2 separate regions of the Homo sapiens genome follow, and region 2 is linked to region 1. Evidence: read pairs that join two places in POLR2A ChIA-PET (ENCODE). Cell type or tissue: HepG2. All regions are shown on one strand. Each heading gives the region's core, and the rest is flanking DNA. Links, peaks and the distances in the headings are about the cores only.

The links. ChIA-PET counts read pairs that join two places held together with the same protein. Peaks named below come from ENCODE experiments on the same cell type or tissue, not always from the same donor. Only the 100,000 strongest peaks of a DNase experiment are listed, where the experiment ranks them.
Region 2: POLR2A ChIA-PET joins it to region 1 with 13 read pairs; 7 of 35 experiments call an interaction of 5 or more read pairs at or near these places.

Annotation. Positions count from the first base shown.
Region 1 is chr16:30,740,777-30,753,102 of GRCh38, forward strand. It overlaps TMEM265 (transmembrane protein 265), which reads left to right. Exons shown (of 3, transcript NM_001256829.2): 2 at 965-1,132; 3 at 3,006-4,420. The coding sequence starts at 968. The coding sequence ends at 3,167. It overlaps PHKG2 (phosphorylase kinase catalytic subunit gamma 2), which reads left to right and starts at 7,649. Exons shown (of 10, transcript NM_000294.3): 1 at 7,649-7,714; 2 at 8,027-8,139; 3 at 10,330-10,505; 4 at 10,773-10,827. The coding sequence starts at 8,045. SRCAP (Snf2 related CREBBP activator protein) reads left to right here. Exons shown (of 34, transcript NM_006662.3): 34 at 1-633. RefSeq lists an enhancer at 154-1,353 and silencers at 7,396-7,695, 7,736-7,875. In HepG2, for the core only: no CTCF peak of the experiment used is centred there; DNase peaks (open chromatin) are centred at 4,515 and 7,485; H3K4me3 peaks cover 1,391 bases.
Region 2 is chr16:30,835,759-30,853,113 of GRCh38, forward strand. It overlaps a transcript of BCL7C not described here. Among named protein-coding and RNA genes, the nearest start is that of MIR4519, 31 kb to the right of the region's middle. RefSeq lists enhancers at 8,863-8,952, 8,993-9,092. In HepG2, for the core only: a CTCF peak has its summit at 9,124 (motif pointing right); a DNase peak (open chromatin) is centred at 9,113; H3K4me3 peaks cover 692 bases.

The DNA of each region.
Region 1 (12,326 bases), core at 3,578-11,577:
CTGTGCTTACCTCATCTGAGTTATTTCTTTGTATCTACTTCCCTGCAGCTTCTTGGCACACATCATTCTTTGCTCTCTACTTGTCTCGCCCCTTTCACCTTTCCTATCCTTCGTTACTTGGGTTCAGGGAGCCAAGGTGGTTTCATTTTGTCTGGGTTGTAGGGGAATGGTTGGAGATAAGGGTAGAAAGGTGGTTTGATGCCAGGGCCTAGAGGACCTGAGAAGTAGGGAGACAAGAAATGATTAAGTAGGGCATCATTTTGCAGGTTTCTGTGTGGTAATGAGGTCATTTAGACTCAGTGTACTAGTCTGATTGTGTTATGTGGCCTGGGTTAAATTGGAGAGAGGAGGTGGCAGGGAGGCAGCATAGCAGAGGAAGCCCTGACTTAGGGAAGTAAAGTCTTTCTGATGTTTGGTTTTAGTGGTAATAAAGGGCTTACTTGGGTACATTTTCCTTACCTTTCTCCATTCCCATAACTGTTTTCATGTAAAATGGCTGCTTTGCTTGAAACGGGTTGCAGTACCTAGGGTCCTGCTCTCTGACATCTATAATACTCAGGGGGCAGCCTCTTGGGAATTTGGGGGAATTGTAGAGTCCTTTGAAATACAGATTAAAATAACAGATTCATAGCAGCTTTCAAGAGTTTGTATTTTTCCTCCTTCTCGGTGTGCACCTGTCATTTGGCTTCTTCCCACTTGTTGAAACACTAAATAATACAGATAATGCCTTGTCTACACTGGCTTGCTTTCAAAGACTCAGAACCTCAAGCTTAGGTAAAAGGATTCCAGCCACACATTTCCTCTCCTGCTCTGTGAGTCACTAGAGGAATTCCCCAGTAAGGCAACATTCCTGAGTGCCAGGCTAGGCCATGAGAACAGAATGCTCTGAGAGGGGTGGAGTCTGAGCAAGCAAGGCCAAGGGCTCTGTTGTTGGGCTCACAAGTACCTTGACTATCGCCCACAGGTGATGGAGGACGAGGAGAAGGCAGTGGAGATCTTGGGCAACACGGAAGCTGCTCATCCTCCATCCCCCATCCGCTGCTGCTGGCTCCGCCTCCGCTGCTTGGCAGCTACTAGCATTATCTGTGGCTGCTCTTGCCTGGGAGTCATGGCTCTGGTGTTTGCCATCAAGGTGAGGAGTGCAATTCCCATGGGAATGGGGGTGGGTATAAGGCAATGGTTTCATGTATCTGATCTATCTACATTGACCAGTCACTGAATACCTATCAGTGCTCTGGGCCTAGTGCCAGAAATAAGAATAAGACAGGGTTCCTTGTCGTCAGAGGACCCATAATCTAATGAAAGAGGTGACAGTGAAAATGGGTAATTAATAGAATGCAGTTCATCAGTACCGTAATACAGGAAGCACAGGACAGTGTGGGAGCCAGGGAAGATCTATGTATGTAATTATATATGTGTATATGGTAGAATAGGTGACTGGAAAGGCATCCTAGGAGAGGTGACAGGATTAATCTTAAAGGGTGAGTGAGTAAGTGTGGAAGGGCATTCCAGATAAAAGGAGCAGTGTGTACAAAGGCCTGTGGAGCATGACTGGACCAGTGAGGAATAGTGAGAGATGAAGCTAGAGGACCCAGATTCCCAAGGGCCTCCAGTTCTGTGCTTAAGAGTTTTGACTTTATCTTGAAAGTACTGGGGAGGCATTGAATGGCTCCTGCAGGGGAAAGTGACATGGTCAGATTTGAGTTTTAGGAAGATCCACTCTCAAGGCCTACATCGAGGGTGAATTGGAGGGGGCAAGGCTGGAGGCCGCTGAACGGTGATGAGCGCAATCTCTAGGAGTCTGAAAGACACTTGGGTTTTTGAGAGGGCTTCACCATTTCAAAAAGCCTATTAGAAACAGCACATGTCCGCCGGGCGTGGTGACTTAGGCCTGTAATCCCAGCACTTTGGGAGGCCGAGGTGGGCAGATCACGAGGTTAGGAGATCGAGACCATCTAGGCCAACATGGTAAAACCCCGTCTCTACTAAAAATACAAAAATTAGCTGGGCGTGATGGTGCGTGCCTGTAATCCCAGCTACTGGGGAGGCTGAGGCAGGATCATTGCTTGAACCACGGAGTCGGAGGTTGCATTGAGCTGAGATCATGCCACTGCACTCCAGCCTGGTGACAAAGCAAGACTCTGTCTCAAAAAAAAAAAAAAACAAAAAAAAACAGCACATGTCCTTTAGGAAAGGCTACACAGGCTAACTTAAACTTCATGCTGGAATCTTCTCAACCCTAGACATATTTTAACAGTCAGAAACTGTAAGAACTCCTGGGTTCCATTAGGGCAAAATCCTAAAAAGGGCCCTTAATGATAACAAAGAGGCTGGGCGCAGTGGCTCACGCCTGTAATCCCAGCACTTTGGGAGGCCGAGGTGGGCAGATCACTTGAGGTCAGGAGTTCGAGACCAGCCTGACCAACATGGTGAAACCCCGTCTCTACTAAAAATACAAAATTAGCTGGGCGTGGTGGCACGTACCTGTTATCCCATCTATTTGGGAGGCTGAGACACGAGAATTGCTTGAACCTGGGAGGAGGAGGTTGCAGTGAGATTGCACCACTGCACTCCAGCCTGGGTGACAGGAGTGAAACTGTCTCAAAAAAAGAAAAAAAAAAGATGGAAAAGATGAGGCCCATTGGGCTATGAGAATGAGGTGGTGTTTGGGCATGAGTGAAGTTACTCTAGCCTCACTGTTTCTTGCCAATAGTTACAAATTCTGAATCAATCTTGGATAGTTGGAAAGAATGGGGAATAACAGAATTGGAAAGTACTTTCCCATAGGCGATCTTGTGAGCTATGGCCACCCTGAGAAGTAGGCAGGGCCCAGAGATGGGTACCTTATTTTGCAGATGAGAGGTTAGAATCAGAAACTGGAAAGGGAGGTAGAGGGTTTGGATGTGAGATTTTGATCCGTGACAGGGAAGGGGGAGCGGAGTGGGGAAATGGGCACCTTGGGGCAGAAGCAGGGGGAGAACCTAACCAAGAACCTGCCCCCACAGGCGGAAGAGCGGCATAAAGCAGGCCGGTCCGAGGAGGCAGTGCGCTGGGGGGCCCGGGCCCGGAAACTCATCCTGGCCAGCTTTGCTGTCTGGCTTGCTGTCCTCATTCTGGGTCCCCTGCTGCTGTGGTTGCTCTCCTACGCCATCGCTCAGGCTGAGTGACCCTGGATGGCCTCTGCTGAGAGCCAGCCGAGACCTCCTGGATCCTGCAATGCGGCATTGCTAAGGTCCTGTGACAGCAGTGGTTGGAAGGATCCTGGTTGGAAGGATGGGGACTCTCTCAAGGGGCTTTGGAAGAGCTCTTCTAGCCCTTTATAAAAGGAGGGCAGCAGCTGAGACTGATGAGAGGAGGGCAGCCTGCTCTGTTCTTTCAGGGCCCCCCACCCCCATCTCCCCTACCCTAGCCCACCCTAGGGCCTCTACCCAGCGGGAGGGGTTGAAGACCAGGCCTGGTTTTATTAGAATTCATTTTGTAATAAAAGCCTTTTTTAGTGGTGAAATACTCCTGTCTAATTGTTCTCCTCCTGCTTTCCCTTGGGCCCTTGGTGAGAGCCAGACTGGACATCTGACTGATAGCAGAAGCCAGCATCCACCTCATCCAGGAGCTCCAAGAGAAGGAAACAATTTTTATTTTCTTCTTCTGGAAGTTTCCCTTCTTGGAAAGACCCCAGCTTCTCCCTTGTACGTCCACAGAGACTCTGAGGCCAAGAGTAGTAGCAGCTGCTACTATTTATTACTTACTATATTCCAGGCTGTGTTCTAAGCACTTTATATTTCTTAACTTCCTCCAGTTTTCAGTCACTCAGTAGATGTCTGTACTATCATATCCATCATATGAATATATCACATATGATAGGTACCAACTATCTGAGTGAAAACTGGAAGAAATGTTCTAAAATGACAGTGTTCTCGTTTTATACTTGAAGAAACAAACAGATTTGCACAAGGTCCTCAGCTACTAAATGGTAGAGCTGAGACTGAACCCAGACAGTTTGGTTCCAGAGCTGAGAGAGGAGTGAAAGAGTTGGGTAACAGCAACAACCATCCTGTACATGGAGATTTGAGTGATTAAAATGGATTTTCATATCTTTTATCTTGGACCTCATAATATTTCAAATTTTTTTTAAAATTATGAAGTATATCATACATATAGGAAAATACCCAAAACAAGTATACAGTTCATTAACACAAAGCAAACGTGAATAACCACATTCAGTAAAGAAATTGGAACACTGTCAACACTTCAAAGCCTCCTTTATACTCCTCCCAATCACTGCTACTTCCTTTCTTCCCACAGGTAACCACCATTCTGACTTCTAGCAGTGTCATTTAATTTTGTCTGCATTTGAACTTTATATAAATGGAATCATGTATTCTTTTCATGTTAACATTGTGAGATTCGTCAATATTTGGAATAGGTGTAGTTTTCATTGCTGTGTAGTATTCAGTCATATGAATGTATCACAATTTGTCCATTTACTGTTGGTGGACTTTGGGATGTTTGCAGTTTGGGGTTATTATGAGTCATGCCTTTTGGAGTACGTCTGTCCTGGCAAGCACCTTACCATAATTCAGAGTCCAGAAGAGCACCTAAAGGAACTGGAGATGTTGCACACTGAAGAGACTAGAGGGGAAGGAGAGGCACATGATGGCTGTCCTCAGTGTTCCCAAATGCTCCAGGAAGAAGGAAGAGAATAGATTGGTGGTCTCAGAAGTTAGAATTGAAACAGTGGGTAGAAGATAAATATACAGGGCAGTGTTCTCAACATAGCTTCACAGTGGAACCACCTGGAAGCTTTAAAAAGTAGTTAGGCCTGGGCTTTATCCAGACTACATTCTGACTTAATCGGTGTGAGGTACAGCCTTGGCATCAGGATTTCTCAGTTTCCCAATTAATTGTAGTACACATAGTTTGAGAACTACTGCTCTATAGATAAGATTTTATTGTATTCCCTCTGCAATTTCTAAATCAGGAAAAAAGGGTAACACATTTTAGAAAGTGTTTTTGTTTTTTTGTTTGTTTGTTTTGAGAAGGAGTCTCGCTCTGTTGCCCAGGCTGGAGTGCAGTGGCACAATCTCTGCTCACTGCAAGCTCTGCCTCCTGGGTTCACACCATTCTCCTGTCTCAGCCTCCCAAGTAGTTGGGACTACAGGCGCCCGCCACCATGCCCGGCTAATTTTTTGTATTTTTAGTAGACGGGATTTCACCGTGTTAGCCAGGATGGTCTTGATCTCCTGACCTCGTGATCCGCCCACCTCGGCCTCCCAAAGTGCTGGGATTACAGGCATGAGCCACTGCACCTGGCCTGTTCTTTGTTTTTTTTTTTTTTTTTAACTCTTAAGTTCTGGGATACAAGCAGAACATGCAGGTTCGCTACGTAGGTATACATGTGCCATGGTGGTTTGCTTCACCCATCAACCTGTCATCTAGGTTTTAAGCCACCATGCCCTGCTAATTTTCGTATTTTTAGTATAGACGGGGTTTCACCATGTTGGCCAGGATGGTCTCGATCTCTTGACCTCGTGGTCCACCCGCCTCGGCCTCCCAAAGTGCTGGGATTACAGGTGTGATCCACCGCGCCCGGCCCAACGCATAGATCTTAAGTGTGCAGCTTGATTATTATTATTTTTTTTTGAGATGGAGTCTCGCTCTGTCACCCAGGCTGAAGTGCAGTGGTGTGATCTCACTGCAACCTCTGCCTTCTGGGTTCAAGTGATTCTCCTGCCTCAGCCTCCTGAGTAGCTAGGATTACAGGCGTGTGCCACCACGCCCGGCTAATTTTTGTATTTTTAGTAGAAATGGGATTTCACCATTTGGTCAGGCTGGTCTCGACCTGACCTTGTGATCCACCCACCTCAGCCTCCCAAAGTGCTGGTATTACACGCGTGAGTTAACCGTGCCTAGCCGACGAATGTTTTAACGTAAATAAACCTGTGTAGTCAGTCACTCACCACCTATAGGAATATAACATTTGCAGCACATCAGCAAGTTCCCTCATGCTCTTCATTATTATTTTTATCCCCGATATTGACCTATGGAAACCCTTTCAATCTGGTTCCTGTGTCCTTGTGATAAGCCCCGCTCATTAGTAATGTCTGGCACAAATCACTCCAGACTCACCTTGTACTTTCCCTGCTGAAGCCTAGAAATTGGCCATTTCTCCTGAAAAGACTTAGTTCCTTTTATTGGGTACTGTTATTGAGAAATCAGCATCTAGACACTAGGCGTTCTACTGGGAAGTTACTGCTTAGGGCATTCTGAAAGCAGAGGTAAGAGCCAGTAAATAGTTAATGTTATCTACTTTACATCTTTTAAAAATCTTTTTAAAAATTCCAGTCAATCATAGGGTTCTTTCTCCACTTTCCCCATTCCAGATTCCAGATTCCAGATTCCCACAGTTAAGAACCTTGGCTTCCAGTCACATCAATATATTGATTACTCAGCTTCAGAATTATTATCCTGTTATATTACCAAACAACAAATCTAAGTAAAGTTCAAGATTTTTTGCAATTTTGCCTTTAGATTGATGGTATAGAGTCATAGTACTCTATAAAAAGTTACCTGAATTCATTTTTCTTCCCTCATAATTGTAATCCCAAAGTGTCATTTCTAAGATAGCTGTAGGGAGATAAGTTAATTCTTTTCCTCTTTGGCTGGAACATAACCTCCACAGGGTAGGGGTGTGTGTGTTGTTTCATTGCTCTCAGTCTAGTTCCTAGGTCTTAGACGGTCATAAAAATTTGTTAGTGAATGCCAGGTTTGAGCTATGCACTGAGTCACTCCTGGCAGAATCTAACAACCTGGTGGGTTTAGAACAGAGTGTGATACAAGGCTTTTGGGAGAGGGTGGAAGATTGAGAAAGTGTGTAAATCCCAGATAGTAAACGCTAGGGCTTTGGATGTATTTAGGAGGAGTTGAAGCGGACACAGAAAAGGCTTCCTCTGGCATTTTAAGTCCGAACTAAGAGGCCAAGCTGGAGTCCAAGCTGCGTGTGTCCAAATGTTTTAAGGGCTGGAGTGTACTCAGGACAGGCGCTTTGGGCCAGGCTGCTAATATTGAAAAGAGCTTGCTGGGCGTTGTGGCTCAAGCCTGTAATCCCAGCATTTTGGGAGGCTGAGGCGGGAGGATCGCTTGAGCCCCGAAGTTCAAGGCTGCAGTGAGCTATGATCGCGCCACTACACTGCAGCCTCAGCGTGGGCTACAGAGCGAGACCCTGTCTGAAAAAAGAGAAAATGCTGAATTCAGTTAGGGATGCTTGGAGGAGACCGAGGGAACCCTGCTCAAGTCTGGGAACTAGAGGCGCGGGAAGGTCCTGCTTCCCCGCCACCCAGAGATCACGTTTCCCAGTAAACCCAACTTCCGGGTCCCATTCCAGGCCTCCAAGCCCACGTGACAACAAGCTCCGCCCTCTGCTGTCCCGCAGATGCCACTCGGTGATTGGCCGCGTCTGAAGCCGCGCCCCGGCGTCGCGTTGCAGCCTTAGGTCCAGCCGAGCGCCGACTCACGCCCCAGCCCCAATTGGGCGGCCGGTTTCCAATTGGAAGGGCTTCTGAGCCTCAGTCTTCGGGCGGCGCTGACCATTGGCGGGCAGGATGGAGGCGGAGCCTTGGGTTGTCGCCCGCCGCCGGGGGTTAAGGTGAGCGACTGCAGGCAAACCCGGCGACAGCGCAGCTCGCGTCGACCCTGGCTCCTCTGCCTGCCCCCTCAGGTGAGCCTGCGCTAGACCCCCGTCCCCTTCCTGCGCCCGCCCGAATGCGCCTGCGCGGCAACAGCCGCCTGCCCTTGCGCCCCTTCCCCCTGCCTCCTGGGCACATCTCCCCACTCCCCTCCCTGCCCTGCCATCCTCCCGCCCCCAGGCTCTTCTGCGGGGTCTCCCCAGTCCGGGTCCTTCCCCCACCCCCCCCCACCCCCCAGGACCCTGGCGCCCCAGCTGCAAGGGCTGCGCCCCCGGGAGCCGCCATGCGGGTCGTCTCAGAGCCTGTGGGCCTCCCTGCCCTCACTGCCCTCCTCCTCCGCGCAGGCCCCCGCCTCCTTCAGGATGACGCTGGACGTGGGGCCGGAGGATGAGCTGCCCGACTGGGCCGCCGCCAAAGAGTTTTACCAGAAGTACGACCCTAAGGACGTCATCGGCAGGTAAGGCCGCGGCCAGGGAAACGGAGGTCCAAAGAGGTCGAGCCCCAGCATTCCCGCTTCCGTTTGAAGGCTGGAGAGTTCGCGGGTGGTGGTGGTGGTGGTGGTGGTGGTGGTGGTGGTGGTGGTGGTGGTGGTGGTGGTGGTGGTGGTGGTGGTGGTGGTGGTGGTGGTGGTGCTGCTGCTGCTGCTGCTGCTGGTGGTGCTGGTGCTGGTGGTGGTGGTGCTGGTGCTGGTGGTGGTGCTGGTGGTGGTGGTGCTGGTGGTGGTGCTGGTGGTGGTGCTGGTGGTGGTGTGTGTGTGTGTGTGTGTCTTTCGGTGGTGGTGGTGCTGGTGCTGGTGGTGCTGGTGGTGGTGGTGTGTGTGTCTGTGTGTGTGTGTGTGTCTTTCAAGTTCAGGTTTTCTCAGGAGAAGACTGGATAGTTGGTTTTGTTTGTTTGTTTGTTTGTTTTTGAGACGGAGTCTCGCTCTGTCGCCCAGGCCGGAATGCAGTGGCGCGATCTCGGCTCACTACAACCTCTGCCTCCTGGGTTCAAGTGATTCTCCTGCCTCAGCCTCCCGAGTAGCTGGGATTACAGGCGCGCGCCACCACGCCGGCTAATTTATATTTTTAGTAGAGGCGGGCGTTTCACCATATTGGCCACGCTGGTCTTGAACTCCTGATCTCGTGATCTGCCCGCCTCAGCCTCCCAAAGTGCTGGGATTACAGGCGTGAGCCACCGCGCCTGGTTGACTGAATAGTTCTAAATGGGAAGAATCAGTGATCAGTGGAGAACACCTAGTGACTAGACTCTTACCTTGGGTCAACCCCATTTTTTCACGGATTCATTCATTTATGCCTTCAACACAAAGCTCAACACGGGGAGGGCAGAAAAGATGCGTATGCCCTGGAGGTACTCCACCCGAAGTGACTGAAATTGGCACGTGAACGTTAAAAAGGCATCAGGCTAGATAGGTAGAGGTCTGTATCAAGTGCTATGGGATTCCAGAAAAGCACACCTTCTCAGGAGGAGTCACCTTTGGGCTGGGTCTTGAGGTATGAGTAGGAGTTCAGGGGGGGGTCTTTAAAATCGCAAAAATGTATGCGTGTGGTAGATGTCTCCAGCTTTCATCAGATTCTCAAAGAGGCTCATTAAAGCTGGGTCATAATTAAAACATGGCCTCAAACTCAGATGCCCTTAGTGGTTGCGCAGGAAATTGAAACTGTGAAGTGGCCAAGAGTAAGAGAGTAGGAAGTGTTGTGGAAGGTGGAGGGTTTTGCCCCACCTATGATGTATGAATTCAGATTTGTGTAAAAAAATAAAAAAAAAATTGCACCGGCCAAAACGTAACACATCTGAGGGCTGTGTTTGGCCTGTGGATCAATAGTTTACATCCCTTGATTTAACTAGATGTGGGTGGCCGAATTCCCAAGTGAGTTATGTGAGGCCAAGGAGGCCCCAGAGAGCATAACAGTAAGGCTCTGCGAAGGGCAGCCAGGGAACCAGGATAAGAAACAGGATTTGAGGCTGGATCCTGGAGGGATTTGCTCCTTAGTCTGAGGAATGTGTAGGGTCATATGGAGTTGGTGATAGCCTGAGCAAGGAAATCCTTGTCTAGGACTTTGTGTGTGCCTCATGAATGCCCTTCAACATCCCTTCAGGATGCTGTTGGCTGCATTTCACAGCTGAAGTCCAAGAACCTTATGTCAGGGGACCACTTAGGTTAATTGGTAGCAAATCTGGGGTCTGCACTAAGATCTAATTTTCAGCTTTGGTCTTCTAGTCAATGGCTTCCTACTTATTTGGAGCTTCCTACACTTGAGGGAACTTTGGGATTTGGATGGGGTAATCAGGCAAGTGTAAGTGGAATATAGAGGGAGACTTAGATCTTTCTTTCCCCTTCCTGCAAGGAACAGGTGCTGAGGCTCAGTGTGGGAAGGACTTGCCTAGGCTTTCCCATGGAGGAAGTGGCAGAGCCTGGATTTGAACCCAGGCCCTACCTGCCTTCCCTGTGAGCTTTGTGTTGTGCCTTGCTGGGTACTCAGGTTTCTGAGGCTGCTGTGAAGCCAGGGTGAGCTCCTAAGCTTGTTGCCCTGTGATCCAGATGGGTCTTCAGAGTCTGGCACAGCGGGCATGAGGATGCTGAGGCCCCAGCCTGTGCGGAAATGTGAGCACAGAGGCCCTGACTTGTGCTATTTTCCGGCTCTTGCAGAGGAGTGAGCTCTGTGGTCCGCCGTTGTGTTCATCGAGCTACTGGCCACGAGTTTGCGGTGAAGATTATGGAAGTGACAGCTGAGCGGCTGAGTCCTGAGCAGCTGGAGGAGGTGCGGGAAGCCACACGGCGAGAGACACACATCCTTCGCCAGGTCGCCGGCCACCCCCACATCAGTGAGGCTGTCTTCCTTGCTCCTGTTAGCAGACGACCCCCCACCTCCTGCTGGCCCTGCCCATAGCCCACTTCCGCCAACATTGCCTCCACACCTCTCCTCCCTTCATTCCACTAAAGAGTGGCCATCCGTTGGGCGCCCACTGCCTCCTCTGGTTCTCCTTTCTTCCCAGTAACAGCCCGCTGCTGTCCCAGGGTGGCCAAGCCCCGTTAATGTGCATCCACTCCTTTCCATCTCTGTCTCTCTGCCTCTCTTCCTCTCTCCCTAGTCACCCTCATCGATTCCTACGAGTCTTCTAGCTTCATGTTCCTGGTGTTTGACCTGTGAGTATCTCCCTGCCACCATCTGAGAAGCCTCCTCCCCACCTCCATGTATGGCCCAGCATTTGTGGTGCAGTGGGCTGGACCCATCCTGCTCACACCTTCCTGTTCCAGCTGGGGCTCTCTATCACCTGGGCCTGCCTGCTAGCGCATGGCTCTGGCCTTCTCCCTTGGTGCCATGATTGAGGCAAATTCTTTAATAGTGACTAGTGGCTGGGTGCAGTGGCTCACGCCTGTAATCCCAGCACTTTGGGAGGCCGAGGCGGGTGGATCATGAGGTCAGGAGATCGAGACCATCCTGGCTAACACAGTGAAACCCCATCTCTACTAAAAATACAAAAAATCAGCCGGGCGTGGTGGTGGGCGCCTGTAGTCCCAGCTACTCGGGAGGCTGAGGCAGGAGAATGGCATGAACCCGGGAGGCGGAGCTTGCAGTGAGCCCAGATTGCGCCACTGCACTCCAGCGTGGGCGACAGAGTGAGACTCCATCTCAAAAAATAAAGTAATAGTGACCAGCCAGACGTGGTAGCTCATGCCTGTAATCCCAGCATTTTGGGAGGCTGAGGCAGGTGGATCACCTGAGGTTAGTAGTTTCAAGACCAGCCTGGACAACATGGCGAAACCCCGTCTCTACTAAAATACAAAAAATTGGCCAGGCATGGTGGTCGGTGCCTGTAATCCCAGCTAATCGGGAGGCAGGAGAATTGCTTGAACCCGGGAGGCGGAGGTTGCAGTGAGCTGAGTTCGTGCCATTGCACTCCAGCCTGGGTGACAGAGCGAGACTCTATCTCCAAAAAAAAAGAGAGTGTTCAGCAGTGGACTGACCACTTAGAAAATAGATCCTCACTCACCAGCCTCTCGCGCTGCTTAACACGCTAACTATTCTGGTGTCTGTCTCTGCCCATCAGTTCTTTTTCTGGTCAGAATCTGAATGTCCGATGCAATTGGTATAATGCAAACCAACTGCAAAGGTATTTTGAAAGAGAATGATTTGAATTCCAAAGATTTAAAAGAGGCCCTTGGAAAAAATTCATGAAGGCTTCGATATATTTACAGAAATGGCCCTCTGCAAAAGTCAGAGGGGACGTAAGGATGTCTATTATGCCATCCTGCAGCCATGCAGAGTGCCTACACTCCCCAAAACAGCACCTGATAATGTTACTTTGAGGACTGATGCAGAGTGCAAGTATAACCTCAATTTTGAAAGTATTATTTTTAATTGACACATAATTATAACCTCAGCTTTTAAAGACGAAACTTCAAAATAAGGTCCTATTCAACCTTTGTGCCACAAAAAACTGAAATTTTGGTCCATTTTCTTTATAGATTCACTTTGAGAGGCCTTTTTCAGGCATAGTTACTCTCAACAAGAACCTCCTATAAATTATATTGTCACAAGAAGTCTCTTATTTTTGCCATAATTGCCCCATCATGGCATAATGCAGGTATTTCAGCTGCCAACACACCAGGCCAAACTGCCTTGTTGGAGTGCTGTGTTTCTA
Region 2 (17,355 bases), core at 5,187-13,186, 97 kb after region 1:
TCTCTTGAACCCGGTAGACAGAGGTTGCAGTGAGCCGAGATCGCACCACTGCACTCCAGCCTGGGCGACAGAGTGAGACTCCGTCTGAAGAAAAAAAAGAAAAAATTTTTTTAGCAGAGCACGATGGTTTAGCCTGTTATCCCAGCACTTTGGGAGGGAGGCCAAACAAAGCAGGATGATCTCTTGAAGCCAGGGGTTCAAGACCAGCCTGGGGCCAGGCGTGGTGGCTCACGCCTGTAATCCCAGCACTTTGGGAGGCTGAGGTGGGCGGATCACTTGAGGTCAGGGGTTCGAGACCAGCCTGGCAAACATGGTGAAACCCCGTCTCTACTAAAAATACAAAAATTAGCTGGGCATGGTGGTGTGACACCTGTAATCCCAGCTACTTGGGATGCTGAGGCACGAGAATCGCTTGAGCCTGGGAGGCAGAAGTTTTAGTGAACCAAGATCGCATCACTGCACTCCAGCTTTGGTGACAGAGCAAGAATCCGTCTCAAAAACAAAACAAAACCAAAAAGCCCAGCCATAGCGAGATTCCATCTTTACAAAATATTAAAAAATTAGCCCAGCATGATGGCATGTGCCTGTAGTCCCAGCTACTGGGGTGGGGTGGCAAGGTGAGAGGATCACTTTAGCCTGAGAGGTCTGAGCTGCCGAGAACTTATGATCACGCTGCTGCACTCCAGCCTGGGCAACAGAGTTGAGACCCTGTCTTTTTTTTTTTTTTTTTTTTTGAGACAGGTTCTCCCTTTGTTGTTCAGGCTGGAGTGCAGTAGTACAATCATGGCTCACTGAAGCCTCAAACTCCACATCTCAAGCGATCCTCCCACCTCAGCCTCCCAAGTAGCTGGGACTTACAGGTGCATATCACCATGCCTGGCTAATTTTTGTATTTTTTGTAGAGATGGGGTTTTGCCATGTTGCTCAGGCTGGTCTTGAATTTCTGGGCTCAAGTAATTCACCCACTTCAGCCTCCCAAAGTGCTGGGATTACAGGTGTGAGCCACTCGCCTGGCCAAGACTCCATCTCTTTGTATTTTTTTTTTTGTTTTTTGAGACAGAGTCTTGCTCTGTCACCCAGGCTGGAGTGCAATGGTGCTGTCTTGACTCACTGCATCCCCTGCCTACCAGGTTCAAGCGATTCTCCTGCCTCAGCTTCCTGGGTAGCTGGGACTACAGGTGCGTGCCACCACACCTGGCTAATTTTTGTATTTTTTTGGTAGAGACAGGGTTTCACTATGTTGGCCAGGCTGGTCTTGAACTCCTGACCTCGTGATCCACCTGCCTCAGCCTCCCAAAATGCTGGGATTACAGGCATGAGCCACCGCGCCCGGCCGACTCCATCTCTTTAAAAAATTTTTTTTCAACTCTCGTCACTGAGTGAAACTTTGCCACCCTACTGACACTTATGTATATCCTTAATGCCCAGTTGTTGGTGCCTAATAGTGTTTACCATTAAAATAACCAGGAGTTCTTGGAGGGTAGCTGATTACATTTCTTGAGACAAGAAAAATCAGGATGGGTCTATAGCATCCTGTTCATTCCAGAAAGTAAGGATATTTTCAAGGATATTGGGGTAGTGGTACAAAGACAAAGGTGATAATAATTTTTTTTTGAGGCGGAGTTTTGCTCTTGTTGCCCAGGCTGTAGTGCAATAGAGCCTCTTGCCTCACTGCAATCTCTAGGTTCAAGTGATTCTCCTGCCTCAGCCTCCCGAGTAGCTGGGATTACAGGCGCCCACCACCACGCCCAGCTAATTTTTGTATCTTTAGTAGAGATGGGGTTTCACCATGTTGGCCAGGCTGGTCTCAAACTCCTGACCTCAGGTGATCCACTCACCTCAGCCTCCCCAAGTGCTGGGATTACAGGCGTGAGCCACTGAGCCCAGCCGTGAGGACTTTAAATAAGAAGATGCAGATAAAGCACTTAGCACTGGGCCTGCAGCATAGGACATGATTCAAATGAGTTAGTTTATTGAAGAGGGCAGGGGGTGGTAGCAGGAACAGACATCAGAGAGGCAGAGTGCAGAGAGGAGCTTTCCCAGGCATGCTGTCTGGCTGATCAGGTGGCCAGTCAGTTGACTGGCACATGCTAACTGAGTCCCAACAAGGTGCCAGCCACTGGAGACATAATGGTGAACAATGCAGGGCCCTACAATTTTTCCTCCTCTATGGACTTCTCTCCAAGTCCTACTGGCTATCTTAGCTACAAACAATTCCCTACCACACTTTTCCCTTCAGGCTATTTTCATGAATAGAACCAGGACATTCCAGGCTTGGCTTCTTTCCTGTCCCAGGTTGGGCCACTGGCTTCACCACTGAACAGCCCGAGGTCTCAATTCAGGGCACAGGCACTCAGCTAATCTCCACCAAAGTGGTTAGGAGCATGGGCTTTGAAATGGATGACAGAGGTTTGAATCCTGACTCAGCTTCTTCTTATCTGTGACCTTGGGTAAATAATATAACATTACAAAGCCTCAGTTTTCTTATTTGTAAGTAGGCATAATAATCCCTACCCAAAAGGAATGTGATGATTAAATGAGATTACGTGAGTGTATGTGTATATAGTATACACATATAGATCAGAGATAGATGGTAGGTAGCTAGGTAGGTAGGTAGATAGATAGATAGAGGCACTGAGTAACGTTAGTGGCTGCCATTATTGCCTTAATATTCCAGTTACTTCAGGGTTTGCTCCTTGGAGGATTTTGGATATTTGCTTATGAGTATAAACAAACAGATTAGGCCAGGCGCAGTGGCCCATGCCTGTAATCCCAGCACTTTGGGAGGCCAAGGTGGGTGGGTCACTTGAGGTCAGGAGTTTGAGACCACCCTGGCCAACATGGCGATACCCTGTCTCTACTAAAAAAAATACAAAAAATTAGCAGGGATTGGTGGCAGTCACCTGTAGTCCTAGCTACTCAGGAGGCTGAGGCAAGAATTGCTTGAACCCAGGAGGCGGAGGTTGCAGTGAGCCAAGATCACGCCACTGCACTCCAGCCTGGGTGACAGAGCGAGACTCCGTCTCAAACAAACAAACAAACAAAAAAAACCCCCAAATAGATTATATCAGACCAGTGGCAAAATTTTTTTTCTGGGTATTAATAATGCATTATAGCATTTTCAGGAAGTTATAGCCATTTTATTTCAAACTTTCCCCAAATCGTTAACAGATAAATCAATGAAGAATGTCAGAAAGATTCTGGGAAAAAAATGTCTCTATGACAATAGCCAGGGTGGGCAAGTGGTTGCAAAGCACAGGGTGTATTTGAGTCCACAGGATCTACTGAGATCAAGGCCACTCACAACTCCTGGAGGTGGGTGCCATTCACTACCAGGTAAACAAGAGGTTTGTATAGTTAGTGCAACAGATTTCCAACAGATAACAGTACATTGTTTTAAGGAAAGGGCACCTCTTTCCTAGTTCATACAAAGTTGCTAAGAATTTATGAATGAGCCGAAGAGCTGACTGTGGCCTCTCTAGAGGACAGAATGTGTACCACACTTGTCTATTGGGCTAGATTAGGACCTAACAAACCTGTGGCAGAGAGGAACTGTCTTCTCGCAGGGTCTGGGGCAAAGAGTGGGATTCCCTGGTGTGACAGACAGGATTCTAATAGATGCTCCCCTCAAGATTCCTGTCCCCTGGTTATTCAGTCAAGCACTAATTTAGGTGCTGCTGTGAAAGGATTTGGCAGATGTAATTAAAATTCCAAGTCAGTTGATATTAGGATACCGAGATTATCACCTAGTCAGGTAGCCATTTAAAAGCAAGCTCTTCTCTGGCTGGTAGCAGAACAGGAAGTTATGAGGGGCATTTAAGCCATTGCTGACTTGAAGAAGGAGGCAGCCATGTGCTGAGGAATGCGGAGGCCTCCAGAGAGCTGCCACTACCCAACATCCAGCAAGGAGCTGACTTTGGCTAACAACCTAAACGAGCTCGAAAGTGGATTCTTCTTCAAAGCATCTGGATAAGAGCCCAGCTCAGCCAACACCTAGACTTTGCCCTTTTGAGACTGAGCTAAGAACCCAGTCACACCCATACAGTGGGACTTAGGGAACTGTGAGATAATAATTGGTTGTGGCTTTAAGCTGCTAAATGCGTAGTAATTTGTTATGCAGCAATAGGAAACAAATATTATTTGTTTCATGAAAGAGCTCAGCTGGAGATAACTTGGGAATCCCTCCAGGAGAGGACTCTGTCAGCTGTCTTGCATTATGCTGGTGGAGAGAACACATTTTCCCCACTCCTGATGTTTACTTTTATGCAGGTAGAGATCTACAGGTGTAACATTACTGACCTTCCCCCACCTCCTGACTTACTTAGGAAGGAATGGAGTTATTAGGAAGGAGAAATGGTATGTCTATATATCTGTTTCTTCCTCTGTTTTTCCCCTTGAGAGTGAACCTGTTGCCTAAGAACTTAGGTTCTGTTCTACACCGTCAAATTCCAAGTTGTTTTTTTTTTTTTTTTTTTTTGAGACAGAGTCTTGCTCTGTCGCTCAGGCTGGAGTGCAGTGGCATCATCTCCACTCATTGCAACCTCTGCCTCCCAGGTTCAAGCAATTCTCCTGTCTCAGCCTCTCGAGTAGCTGGGATTACAGGCACATGCCACCATGCATGGCTAATTTTTTTATTTTTAATAGAGACAGGATTTCACCATGTTGGCCCGACTGGTCTCAAACTCCTGACCTCAAGTGATCCACCTGCCACAGCCTCCCAAAGTGCTGGGATTACAGGCGTAAGCCACTGCACCCAGCCATCAAATTCCAAGTTTTACAAGGGGAAGGCTGTCAAGGTCTAGTACTACCTGTGACTATGGATGGGTAAACATGGTCCAGAACTGACGAAGAAGAAAGATGTATTAGTCTGGTCTCACCTTGCTAAAGACATACCCGAGACTGGGTAATTTAGAAAGGAAAGAGGTTTAATTGACTCACGGTTCAGCATGGCTGGAGAGGTCCCAGGAAACTTACAGTCATGGCGGAAGGGGAAGCAAACATGTCCTTGTTCACATGGTGGGAATAATAAGAAGTGCTGAGCAAAGTTGGAAAAGTCCCTTATAAAACTACCAGATCTCATGAGAACTCACTCACTGTCACAAGAACAGCATGGAGGTAACTGCCCCCTATGATTCAATTACCTCTCACTGGGTTCCTCCCATGACACGTGGAGATTACAATGGGGACTATAATTCACGATGAGATTTGGGTGGGGGGACACAGCCAAACCATATCAAAGACCTTAATTAATGGTCTCCCTCATCTCTCCCACCCCTGCCAGAAACCACATATAAACATACAGCCCTGGAAGAACTGACCTAATCTGCTCACCCTTGAGCACTTAGAAGGGAGCTGCACAGGTAGACTGACTTGAGGAAAGATGCCTGCCTGCACTTGAAAAGCCCTGTAGGTAAGGCTTCCTATTCATGCCTTAATAGTCAGATAGTGGTCTGCAAATTTGTTCAATACTGGGTGTTGTAGACTGAATGTATATCCTGCCCCCTCACCCCAATTCATATGAAGAGGTCCTGATACCTCAGAATGTGACTGTATTTGGAGAGGGTTTTAAAGAGGTAATTTGTTGGGAGCCGAAAAGGCCACAGGGATTGTGACCAACTCAGCATTCCACTGGAGGCTACATGATCAAACAGCAAACTGTTTATTATGAATGCAGGATGTAAGCAAACTCACACTGCGCCTGCTGCCAAAAGGTTTGCTGAGGGCCATCACTCCCTGGCTCCGGGCTCCTTGAAGTTATCTACTGGGAAATCTAGCGCCTATTGTTCGAAGGATACAGTCTCACAAGCCTGCTGTGAACCAAACAGCTGACTGACAATTACCCGACAACCAGTCCCCCTTTCTCGTTATCTCTTTTACCAATAAATACAGAGGGCTGTGTAAAGCTCAGGGCCCTTGGCCGGGCATGGTGGCTCACACCTGTAATCCCAGCACTTTGGGAGATTGAGGCGGGCAGATCACGAGGTCAGGAGATCAAGACCATCCTGGCTAACATGGTGAAACCCCATCTCTACTAAAGATACAAAAAATTAGCCAGGCGTGGTGGTGGGCACCTGTAGTCCCAGCCACTCGGGAGGCTGAGGCAGGAGAATGGCATGAACCTGGGAGGCGGAGCTTGCAGTGAGCCGAGATCATGCCACTGCACTCCAGCCTGGGCCAAATGCGAGACTCCATCTCAAAAAAAAAAAAAAAAAAAAAAAAGCTCAGGGCCCTTGTCCACCAGAGACAAGGTGCCCCCTGACCCCTTCTTCCAAATATACTCTTCTGTCTTTGTCTTTTATTCCCGTGTTCACCCCCCTTTGTTCAGTCTCCCAAGGTCCGTGCAGGTTACAGTAATTGAGTTACAGTGAAGTTGTTAGGGTGGGCTCTAATTCAATACGACTGGTACACTTAAGAGGAAATTTAGACACAGACATATACAAAGTGAAGACCATGTAGAGACACAAGGAGAACAAGGCCATTTACAAGACAATGAGAGAGGCCTCAGAAGAAACCAACTCTGCCGACACCTTGGTCTTGGACTTCCAGTCTCCAGAACTATGAGAAAATAAATTTCTGTTGTTGAAGCCACCCAATCTGTGGTACCTTGTTATGGTATACCTAGCTAAAGAGCACACTGGCCACTCAAGAGGAAACTTGCCTTACGCCACTTGCCTCTGTTTGATAGAACCTAACATACTATTCTGACTGCTAATTGTAAATAAAATAAGGAATAATTAAAGAAAAGTTACAGCCCATCTAAGGGACTCAGAAACCAGAGGAGGGAAGATCAAGCCAGTCCCTGGATGAAATGTTATTTATTTATTTTTTAAAACAGAGTCTCGCTCTGTCACCCAGGCTGGAGTGCAGTGGTGCGATCTCAGCTCACTGCAACCTCCACTTCCCGGGTTCATGCCATTCTCCTGCCTCAGCCTCCCGAGTAGCTGGGACCACTGGCGCCCGCCACCGCTCCCAGCTAATTTTTTGTATTTTTAGTACAGACAGGGTATCACCGTGTCAGCCAGGATGGTCTCGATCTCCTGACCTCGTGATCCGCTCGCCTCAGCCTCCCAAAGTGCTGGGATTACAGGCATGAGCCACCGCGCCCAGCCATTCTCCTGACCTTGTGATCCACCCTCCTCAGCTTCCCAAAGTGCTGGGATTACAGGCGTGAGCCACTGCACCTGGCCAAAATGGTTTTAACTGAAGTAAAATTGATTGAAGTCTGTTTTTTAAAAAAAGTTACAAGAGCTCAAACTTCCTTGTCACCAATCCTGTTCTTTCCAAATCCCTGGCCATCCAGCCAAATCATGAGCAACTGCCCATGCGTTAGTATAGGTCTGTACTTCTGGCTATTTCTCATTCCAGACATAGCAAACAATCAAACATACTAGTCAAAATTCCGGCCACTGCGAGGCCATGACAGCAGATTTTGCAGACTCTTCTGTAGAATGAGAGATACTCCAGGAGGTCATAGACACTAATGGAGGGAGAGGAAGACAATGTAGCAAGAGTTGGTGTTGGGCTGGGTGCCGTGACTCATGCCAGTAATCCCAGCACTTTGGGAGGCTGAGGCAGGAGGATCACTTGAGACCAGGAGTTTGAGACCAGCCTGGGCAACATAGTGAGACCTTGTCTCTACTAAAAATGAAAAAGTTAGCTAGGCGTAGTGGCACATGCCTGTAGTCCCAGCTACTTGGGAGGCTGAGGTAGGAGGGTCACTTGGGCCTGGGAGGTTGAGGCTGCAGTGAGCTGTGATCATGCCACTGCACTCCAGTCTCGGTGACAGAGTGAGACCCTGACTCAAAAAACAAAAAAAAAAAGTTGGTGTGAAGGAGTGGATTCTTCTATTGGTGTTTGCCATGTTTGCCATGGACACTGAGCGTTACCGGATCTGCTGGATCTCAAGCACCACACAGTAGACCAGCATGTGATGTAATGCAGCCTGGACTTGCTGCAGAGCCTTCTCTCGCTCCAGTCCCTGCTCAAAACTAGCAGCATAGACCGGGCACTGTGGGTCATGCCTGTAATTCCAGGATTTTGGGAGGCTGAGGTGGGTGGATCACTTGAGGTCAGGAGTTGGAGACCAGCCTGGCCAATATGGTGAAACCTCATCTCTACTAAAAATACAAAGAATAGCCAGGCATTGTGGCACATGCCTGTAATCCCAGCTACTTGGGATGCTGCTTGGCAGGAGAATCTCTTAAACCCGGGAGGCAGAGGTTGCAGTGAGCTGAGATCGCACCATTGCACTCCAGCTTTGGCGACAAAGCGAGACTCTGCCTCAAAAAAAAAAAAAAAAAAAAAAAAAAAAGTCCGGGCGTGGTGGCTCATGCCTATAATCCCAGCACTTTGGGAGGCCGAGGCAGGCGGATCACAAGGTCAAGAGATCAAGACCATCCTGGCCAACATGGTGAAACTCCGTCTCTACTAAAAATACCAAAATTAGCTGGGCGTGGTGGTGCGCACCTGTAGTCCCAGCTACTCGGGAGGCTGAGGCAGGAGAACTGCTTGAACCCAGGGGGCAGGGGTTGCAGTGAGCCCAGATGGCACCAATGCACTCCAGCCTGGTGACAGAGTGAGACTCCGTCTCAAAAAAAAAAAAAAAAAAAAAAAAAAGGGAAAAAACAAACAAACTAGCAGCCTTACAAATACTAATTTGCTCCAAGAAAGATACTGTATCTGGGAACAGCAGCTACAATTGGAGTCACCATCTGATAAAGTTTATGATAGTCCACAGTCATTCTCCGAGATCCATCTGACTTCTGCACAGGCCACACTGGTGGGTTAAATGAGCATGTGATAGGTGTCATCACCCTTGCTTCTTTTAATTTTTTGATGGTGGCATTAATCTCTGTGCTTCCCTCAGGAATGTGGTATTTCTACTGGCTTCTTTTCTCTGTAGGGAGGGGAAGTTCCAGGGGCTTTCACTTAGGCCTTCCTGTCATATTGACCTTCAGTCTATGAGTCAGAGAGCCTATGTGGGGATTCTGGCACTATGTCAGTTTTCAATCAGTTGTCTCAGCTCTAAATGTCACCCTCCAGTACCTGCTCTAAGATAACGGGCTGGACTTCTAATACATTTCTCCTTGCAAAGAACATGATGTTATGCTTTGTCAGTAGAGGGCGCTGGTGGGACATTGCAAGAAGAAGGGGAAGCTCTTCCTGGTTCTGGTCCTGTTGAGGTTTCATTTTTCTTGCTCTTGCTGCAGTTTTTCAGGGGCAGATCCCAGTGGTTCTCTGCCCTAGATGCATGTCCAGAGTGAAAAGTCCTTGGGAGGCTCAAAGACCCCAGTTTGCAACACTTTACCACGTTCCCTCCCCCAATATGGACACCACAAATCCCATACCACATGCCGCCTTTGCTGTGAGTGGCTCCTGGCACTTGGATAGTTTTTGCACACCCACCACTGGTCCTGACCTTTATTGGCTTTCTCTAGCACTGAACTCTGGCAGAGCACGCTTCTCCAGTACTTGGCTTCTGTAGCAGTCTAGCTTTCTCCAGCACTGTGCTCTCACCAAGCGCACTTTATCTAACAGGTAGAAAGCATGGCTTTCTCTGCCACTTGGTTCCTGTATGGGTAGAGCTTCCTCAGGCACTGGGCTCTCGCTGAGTCTGCATGCTCTCGTGCTTGACTCCTCTAATAGCCTGACTCTCTACAGTGCTTGATCCTTGCACTGGCAAAGCTCTTTCCAGCAATGGGCTCCTGCAGAGTGAGTTTCCTACAGTTCTTGGTTCCAACAGTGCTTGGTGGAATAGCAGCTTCACCTGATACCCCAGAGGGCAGATTTCTAGGAGGTCTCATTTGGTGAGGCATGTCAGTGGCTTCTCTGCCATGCCTTTCAAATGACATCTGGATCTCAGCCCTTGTGGGAGAAGATTCTTCATTGGATACTGTATCTCAGCCCCGGGGATAGTAGCTGATCTTTATATCTGCCACCTCTGTATTTCTGCATTCTTTTTTTTTTTTTCTTTTTATTGAGACAGCACTCTGTTGCCCAGGCTGGAGTACAGTGGTGCAATCACAGCTCACTGCAGCCTCAAACTCCTGGGCTCAAGAGATCCTTCAGCTGGGCGCAGTGGCTCATGCCTATAATCCCAGCACTTTGGGAGGCCGAGACAGGCGGATCACAAGATCAGGAGATCGAGACCAGCCTGGCCAACGTGGTGAAACCCCGTCTCTACTAACAATACAAAAATTAGCTGTGCATGGTGGCAGGTGCCTGTAGTCCCAGCTACTCCGGAGGCTGAGGCAGGAGAATTGCTTGAACCCGGGAGGCAGAGGTTGTAGTGAGCTGAGCTGAGATCACGCCACTGCACTCCAGCCTGGGCAACAGAGCGAGACTCCATCTCAAAAAAAAAAAAAAAGAAAGATCCTTCAGCCTCAGCCTCCTCAGTAGCTGGGACCACAGGTTTGCACCACCATGCCTGGCTAATTTTAAAATTTATTTATTTATTTATTTATTTATTTATTTATTTATTTTTTGGAGATGGAGTCTCACTCTGTGGCCCAGGCTGGAGTGCAGTGGCGCGATCTCAGCTCACTGCAAGCTCCGCCTTCTGGGTTTAAGAGATTCTCCTGCTTCAGCCTCCCGAGTAGCTGGGACTACAGGCGCCCACCAACACGCCCGGCTAAATTTTTTTGTATTTTTAGTAGAGACGGGGTTTCACTGTGTTAGCCAGGATGGTCTCGATCTCCTGACCTCGTGATCCGCCCACCTAGGCCTCCCAAAGTTCTGGGATTACAGGCATGAGCCACTGCGCCCGGCTTAAAATTTATCTTTATTTTTTGTAGAGATGAGGTCTTACTATATTGCCCAGGCTCTCTGTATTCTTTAGAATTGTCTTTAGCTCTCATTAACCAATTCCCTATCATTCCAATCCCCTATCAATAATTCCTTATGTTAAACTCCCATTGTGGCTTCTGCCTTTTGATTGAACCTTAACTGATATAATAAGTGGCACTGGGAGTGATCCCAGGAGACAGACCTGTGGAGATGGATTTGGGGATTTATTTAATCACACCCTGGGCTTGAGCTCCCTGCTGAGCTCCTTGCCTTGGGAAGTGGGATGCCAGCAACCCATGGCCTGCAGTAGCATTCCAGCTAGTGACGCTGTCACGTGATGGTGGTGAAGTGCCTACTGAAGCACATGCCTTGGGAACCCAAATGGCTGCTATTCTTGACTACAGTGACAGCAGTAATGACCAAGGAGCAAGGACTGTGGTGTGCGATGGATTCTTTTCAGTACAGTCGAGTTATTACAAAGAGAAAATGGCAAGCTCAGGTCTATTCACTCTCAGCTCAAGTCACAGTCTGAGAATCAGAATGCTTCCATGACAAGCCTAAAACAATCTCTGACTTGTGTAGACCCAGGGCTGATATTGCTGAAAGTCAAACACATAATTTAATTGTGTGGTTTGCTGAAAAGTAATGAGTTGAATTTGCAGTCTCATCAAATTTGTCATGCAAAAACTAGGGCACTAATTGGGAAATAATAGGATCCAGAAATTTGGAATGGTGAATCTGGTTGGACCCAGATGAAGCCAACAATATTGAACTCCTATGTCATTCAGAGTCTCCCTTGTGAGTGGAAGTAGCCTGATGTCCACAGTCTGAAGAGACTCACTTTCCTGTCTGAAAAGGCTGTGATAACCTCACCTGGGCAAATGCCTTGAAAGTGGATGCTCATACCCTCAAAATCCACCACAACCTATCTGTTGCCAGTAGGTCTTTAATAGGGTCAAATCTCATCATGGGCCAGGCACAGTGGCTCACACCTGTAATCTCAGCACTGTGGGAGACCAAGGCGGGTGGATCACCTAAGGTCAGGAGTTCAAGACCAGCCTGTCCAACATGGTGAAACCCTGTTGCTACTAAAAACACAAAAATTAGCCGGGCATGATGGTGCACACCTGTAATCCCAGCTACTCAGGAGGCTGAGGCAGGAAAGTCGCTTGAACCCGGGAGGCGGAGGTTGCCAAGAGCCGAGATTGTGCCATTGCACTCCAGCCTGGGCAACAGAATGAGACTCTATCTTGAAAAAAAACAAAAACAAAAACAAAAAAAATCTCACCATGTTTCAGGGGGACAGATACACACTGAGACCCAGGAGAAAATGACCCAGCTTACACACTAAAATAATTGCAGGACATTGTTGATACGTTAGCAGAAAACTAGGGTGTATGGGAAGATGGGTGCTAAGGATGTTAGACCAGTGAGGGGAGAATGTGATACTAGATAAGGCCAAATTCATTGATGTGGGTGCATGTGCTAGAGACTCCAGATGTAATGTGTTAGCTTGTGTACCTGAATTTGGCTGTAAGAGACTACTTGGCTGGTTGACTGGAATTTGGACTTCATGGTGGCCTACCACTATTAAGTGGTTAGTGAAATGAGATGCCAGATCTTTCCTGGTAATCACAAGGAAGAGAGAATCCAAAGGCTTAGCATGATAGACTGCGTTTATCATGTGTACTCTATCAACTCTATTTTATGAGAGGACCCAGAAGGCACTCCTTTTGCTAGGGCATTGAAGGGAGCAGGTGTATCTTTGAGAAGTTCTCTGGTTGCTGTCCTTTGTAGGCCAAGTAAGGCTGCAGGAAATGCACCATTGAGGTGGGCCCTCTGATCTTGGGATATGAAGGGACCCTGACAAGTTAGATACATCAACTGTAAAGGGCAGCAGAGACCACCAGGCAATCTAATTTCTTGGCTTGCAGAGGTCTTGGCAGTAGCTAATGGATTATAGTGTCCCTAGGAACAAAGTAGATGGGCAGTGTACTCCAATATTTCTTGGTCTGTTTCCTTGTTGATCATCTGTTCTATCCATTATTGAAAGTAGGGTATTGAGGCCAGGTGCGGTGACTCACACCTGTAATCCCAGCACTTTGGGAGGCCGAGGCCAGCAGATCGCCTGAGGTCAGGAGTTCAAGACCAGCCTGGCCAACATGGTGAAACTCCATCTCTACTAAAAATACAAAAAAATTCTAGCTGAGTGTGGTGGCACATGCCTGTAATCCCGGCTACTCAGGAGGCTGAGGCAGGAGAATCACTTGAACCCAAGGCAGAGGTTGCAGTGAGCCAAGATTGTGCCATTGCATTCCAGCCTGGGTGACAAAGTGAGACTCCATCACAAAAAAAAAAAAAAGGCTGGGCGCGGTGGTTCATGCCTGTAATCCCAGCACTTTGAGAGGCCGAGGCGGGTGGATCACGAGGTCAAGAGATTGAGACCATCCTGGCTAACACGGTGAAACCCTGTCTCTACTAAAAATACAAAAAATTAACCAGGCGTGGTGGTGGGCGCCTGTAGTCCCAGCTACTCGGGAGGCTGAGACAGAAGAATGGTGTGAACCCAGGAGGCGGAGTTTTCAGTGAGCCGAGATTGAGCCACTGCACTCCAGCCTGGGGGACAGAGCAAGACTCCGTCTCAAAAAAAAAAAAAGAAAAAGAAAAAGTAGAGTATTGAAATCTCTGCCTAATATTGTTGAATTGCTTATTTCTCCCTTCAGTTCTATCAGTTTTTGCTTCATGTATTTTGGGGCTCTGTTGTTAGATGCATGTATGTTTTCAATTATTATGGCTTCCTGATGGATTGACCCCTTTATCATTATAAAATGTCTTTTGTATCTAGTAACAATTTTTGTCTTAAATTCTGGTTTGTCTGATATATATATTAGCATAGCCACTCCACATCCCCGTTTTTTGTTTTTTTGAGACTGAGTTTAGCTCTATTGCCCAGGCTGGATTGCAGTAGCACGATCTCAACTCACTGCAACCCCGGCATCCTGGGTTCAAGCATTTCCTGTGCCTCAGCCTCTCAAGTAGCTGGGATTACAGGCTCCTGCCACCTGCCTGGCTAATTTTTATATTTTTAGTAGAGACGAGGTTTCACCATGTTGGCCAGGCTGGTCTTGAACTCCTGACCTTGGGCAATCTGCCTGCCTCGGCCTCCCAAAGTGTTGGGATTATAGGCATGAGCCCCTGTGCCTGGCCTCCTTTTTTCTTTTTTTTTTTTTTGGAGTCAGGGTCTTTCTGTCACTCAGGCTGGAATGAATGGTACGATCGCAGCTCACTGCAGCCTCCACCATGCCTAGCTAACTTTTGTATTTTTTATTGTAGAGATGGGTTTTGCCATGTTGCCCAGGCTGGTCTCAAACTTCTGGGCTGAAGAAATATGCCTTCCAGGCTGGGCGTGGTGGCTCACACCTTTGGGAGGCCAAGGTGGGCAGATCACAAGGTCAGGAGATCAAGACCATCCTGGCTAACACAGTGAAACCCCATCTCTACTAAAAATACAAAAAAATCAGCTGGGCATGGTGGCAGGCACCTGTAGTCCCAGCTACTCAGGAGGCTGAGGCAGAAGAATGGCGTGAACCCAGGAGGCAGAGCTTGCAGTGAGCCGAGATCGCATCACTGCACTCCAGCCTGGGTGACTGAGCGAGACTCCATCTCAAAAAAAAAAAAAAAAAAGAAAAGAAAAGAAAAAAAGAAATATGCCTTCCAAATTGCTGGGATTACAGGCATGAGCCACCACACCCAGCAAACACATCTCTTATAGTTACTTTTGCATGGCATATCTTGTTATATCCTTTTACTTACAAACTATTTATCTTTGAGTATAAAGGCACTATATACAGTCATGTGTTGCTTAACAATGGGGATACATTCTGAGAAATGTGTCATGGGCGATTTTGTCATTGTGCAGACATCATGGAATGTAGTTACACAAACCTAGATGGTATAACCTGCTACTACAAATCTAGACTATATCATATAGACTATTGCTCCTAGCCTACAGATCTGTACAGCATGTTACTGTCCTGAATACTGTAGGTGATATATATATAATACTGTAACATGATGGTAAGTATTTGTGTATTTAAACACACAGAAAAGGTACAGTAAAAATACAGCATAAAAGATAAAATGATATGCCACACTGGTATACCACGGTATGCCATGGTAAGTACCAGGGCACTTACCAGAATGGAGCCTACAGGACTGGAAGTTGCCCTAGATGAGTTAGTAAGTCAGTAGTGAGTGAATGTGAAGGCCTGGGACATTATGGTACACCACTGTAGGCTTTATGAACACTGTATATATAGGCTACACTAAATTTACAAAAAAGATTTTTTCTGCAGTAATAAATTAATTTTAGCTAAGTGCAACTTTTGGTGCAAATGTAATTGCGGTTTCGCACCATGAATTTTAAATCACTATAACCAGGCTCAAACACATATTTATTAATCAAAATAGGAACCAGTACAAACAACACATTTTTTCCAATAAGAAATAAGTTTGTTTATTCCTGTAGCGTAAAAATCTGTGCTTCGGGATTCAGCGAACTCTTGGAAAGCATTTTCTGCATCCTACTGGTTCGTTTTCCCTGCAAAACTGCTGGGATGCTTGAAGAAGTGGTAGTCAGTTGGCAAGAGGTCAGGTGAATATGGTGGATGAGGCAAAATTTCATAGCCCAATTCGTTCAACATTTTTTTTTTTTTGAAATGAAGTCTCACTCTGTCGCCCAGGCTGGAGTGCAGTGGCACAATCTTGGCTCATCGCAACCTCCACCTTCCGGGTTCAAGCAGTTCTCTTGCCTCAGCCTCTCGAGTAGCTGGGATTACAGGCGCCAGCTACCATACCCAGCTAATTTTTGTATTTTTAGTAGAGACAGGTTTCACCATGTTGGCCAGGCTGTTCTCGAACTCCTGACCTCAAGTGATCCGTCCACCTTGGCCTCCCAAAATGTTGGGATTACAGGCGTGAGCCACCGCACCCGGCCTCAATATTTGAAGCGCTGGTTATGCGATGTGTGGTTGTTGTCATGGAGAATAACTGGGCCCTTTCTGTTGAGCAGTGCCACAGCAGGCCTTGCAGTTTTTGGTGCATCTCATCGATTTGCTGAGCATACTTCTCAGATGTAATGGTTTCACTGGGATTCAGAAAGTTGCAGTGGATCAGACCAGCAGCAGACCACCAAACAGTGACCGTGACCTTTTTTTGGTGCAAGGTTGGCTTTGGGAAGTACTTTAGAGCTGCTTCTCAGTACAGCCACAGAGCTGGTTGTTGCCGGTTGTCATATAAAATCGACTTTTTGTCACACATCACAATCTGATCAAGAAATGGTTCGTTGTTGTTGCATAGAATAAGAGAAGATGACACTTCAAAATGACGATTTTTTTAATTTTTGGTAAGGTCATGAGGCACCCACTTATTGAGCTTTTTCACCTTTCCAATTTGCTTCAAATGCCAGACGGCCATAGAATGGTCGATGGTTGAGTTCTTGGGCAACTTCTTGTGTAGTTTTAACAGGATCAGCTTCAATGAGAGCTTTCAGTTGGTCATTGTCAACTTCCGATGGCCAGACACTATGCTTCTCATCTTCAAGGCTCTTGTCTTCTTTGCAAAACTTCTTGAACCACCACTGTACTATATGTTCATTAGCAGTTCCTGGGCCAAGTGTGTTGTTGATGTTGCGAAGTGTCTCCACTGCTTTATGACCCATTTTTAACTCGAATAAGAAAATCGCTTGAATTTGCTTTTTGTCTAACATCATTTCCATAGTCTAAAATAAACGTAAAATAAACAGCAGTAATGAGTCATTAAAAAAATAAAGTGAGAAATGACCATTAAAATGATGTATAGCATAACCACATTTATTTAAGAATGTATTCCAAAATCAAATGGCAAATTTCAACAATTACTTTTGCACTCACTTAGTAACTTTATAACTTTTTTTTTTTTTTTTTTTTGAGATGGAGTCCTGCTTTGGCGCCCAGGTTGGAGTGCAGTATTGTGATCTCGGCTCACGGCAACCTCTGCCTCCCGGGTTCAAGTGATTCTTCTGCCTCAGCCTCCTGAGTAGCTGGGATTACAGGCGCATGCCACCAGGCCTGGCTAATTTTTGTATTTTTAGTAGAGACGGGGTTTCACCATATTGGTCGGGCTGGTCTCAAACTCCTGACCTCAGGTGATCCACCCGCCTTGGCCTCCCAAAGTGCTGAAATTACATGCATGAGCCACCTCACCCAGCCAAACTTTTAAATTTTTTAAACTTACTCTTTTGTCAATAAGCTCATTAATAAATGTTATTACACTTAGCTTAAAGTACACATTGTACAGCTGTACAAAAATATTTCCTTTCTTTATATCCTTATTCCAGAAGCTTTTTCTATTTTATTTTATTTATTTTTTGATACGGAGTTTTGCTCTTGTTGCCCAGGCTGGAGTGCAAATGGCATGATCACGGCTCACCGCACCCTCCGCCTCCTGTGTTCAAGCGATTCTCCTGTCTCTGCCTCCCGAGTAGCTGGGATTACAGACATGCGCCACCACGCCCAGCTAATTTTGTATTTT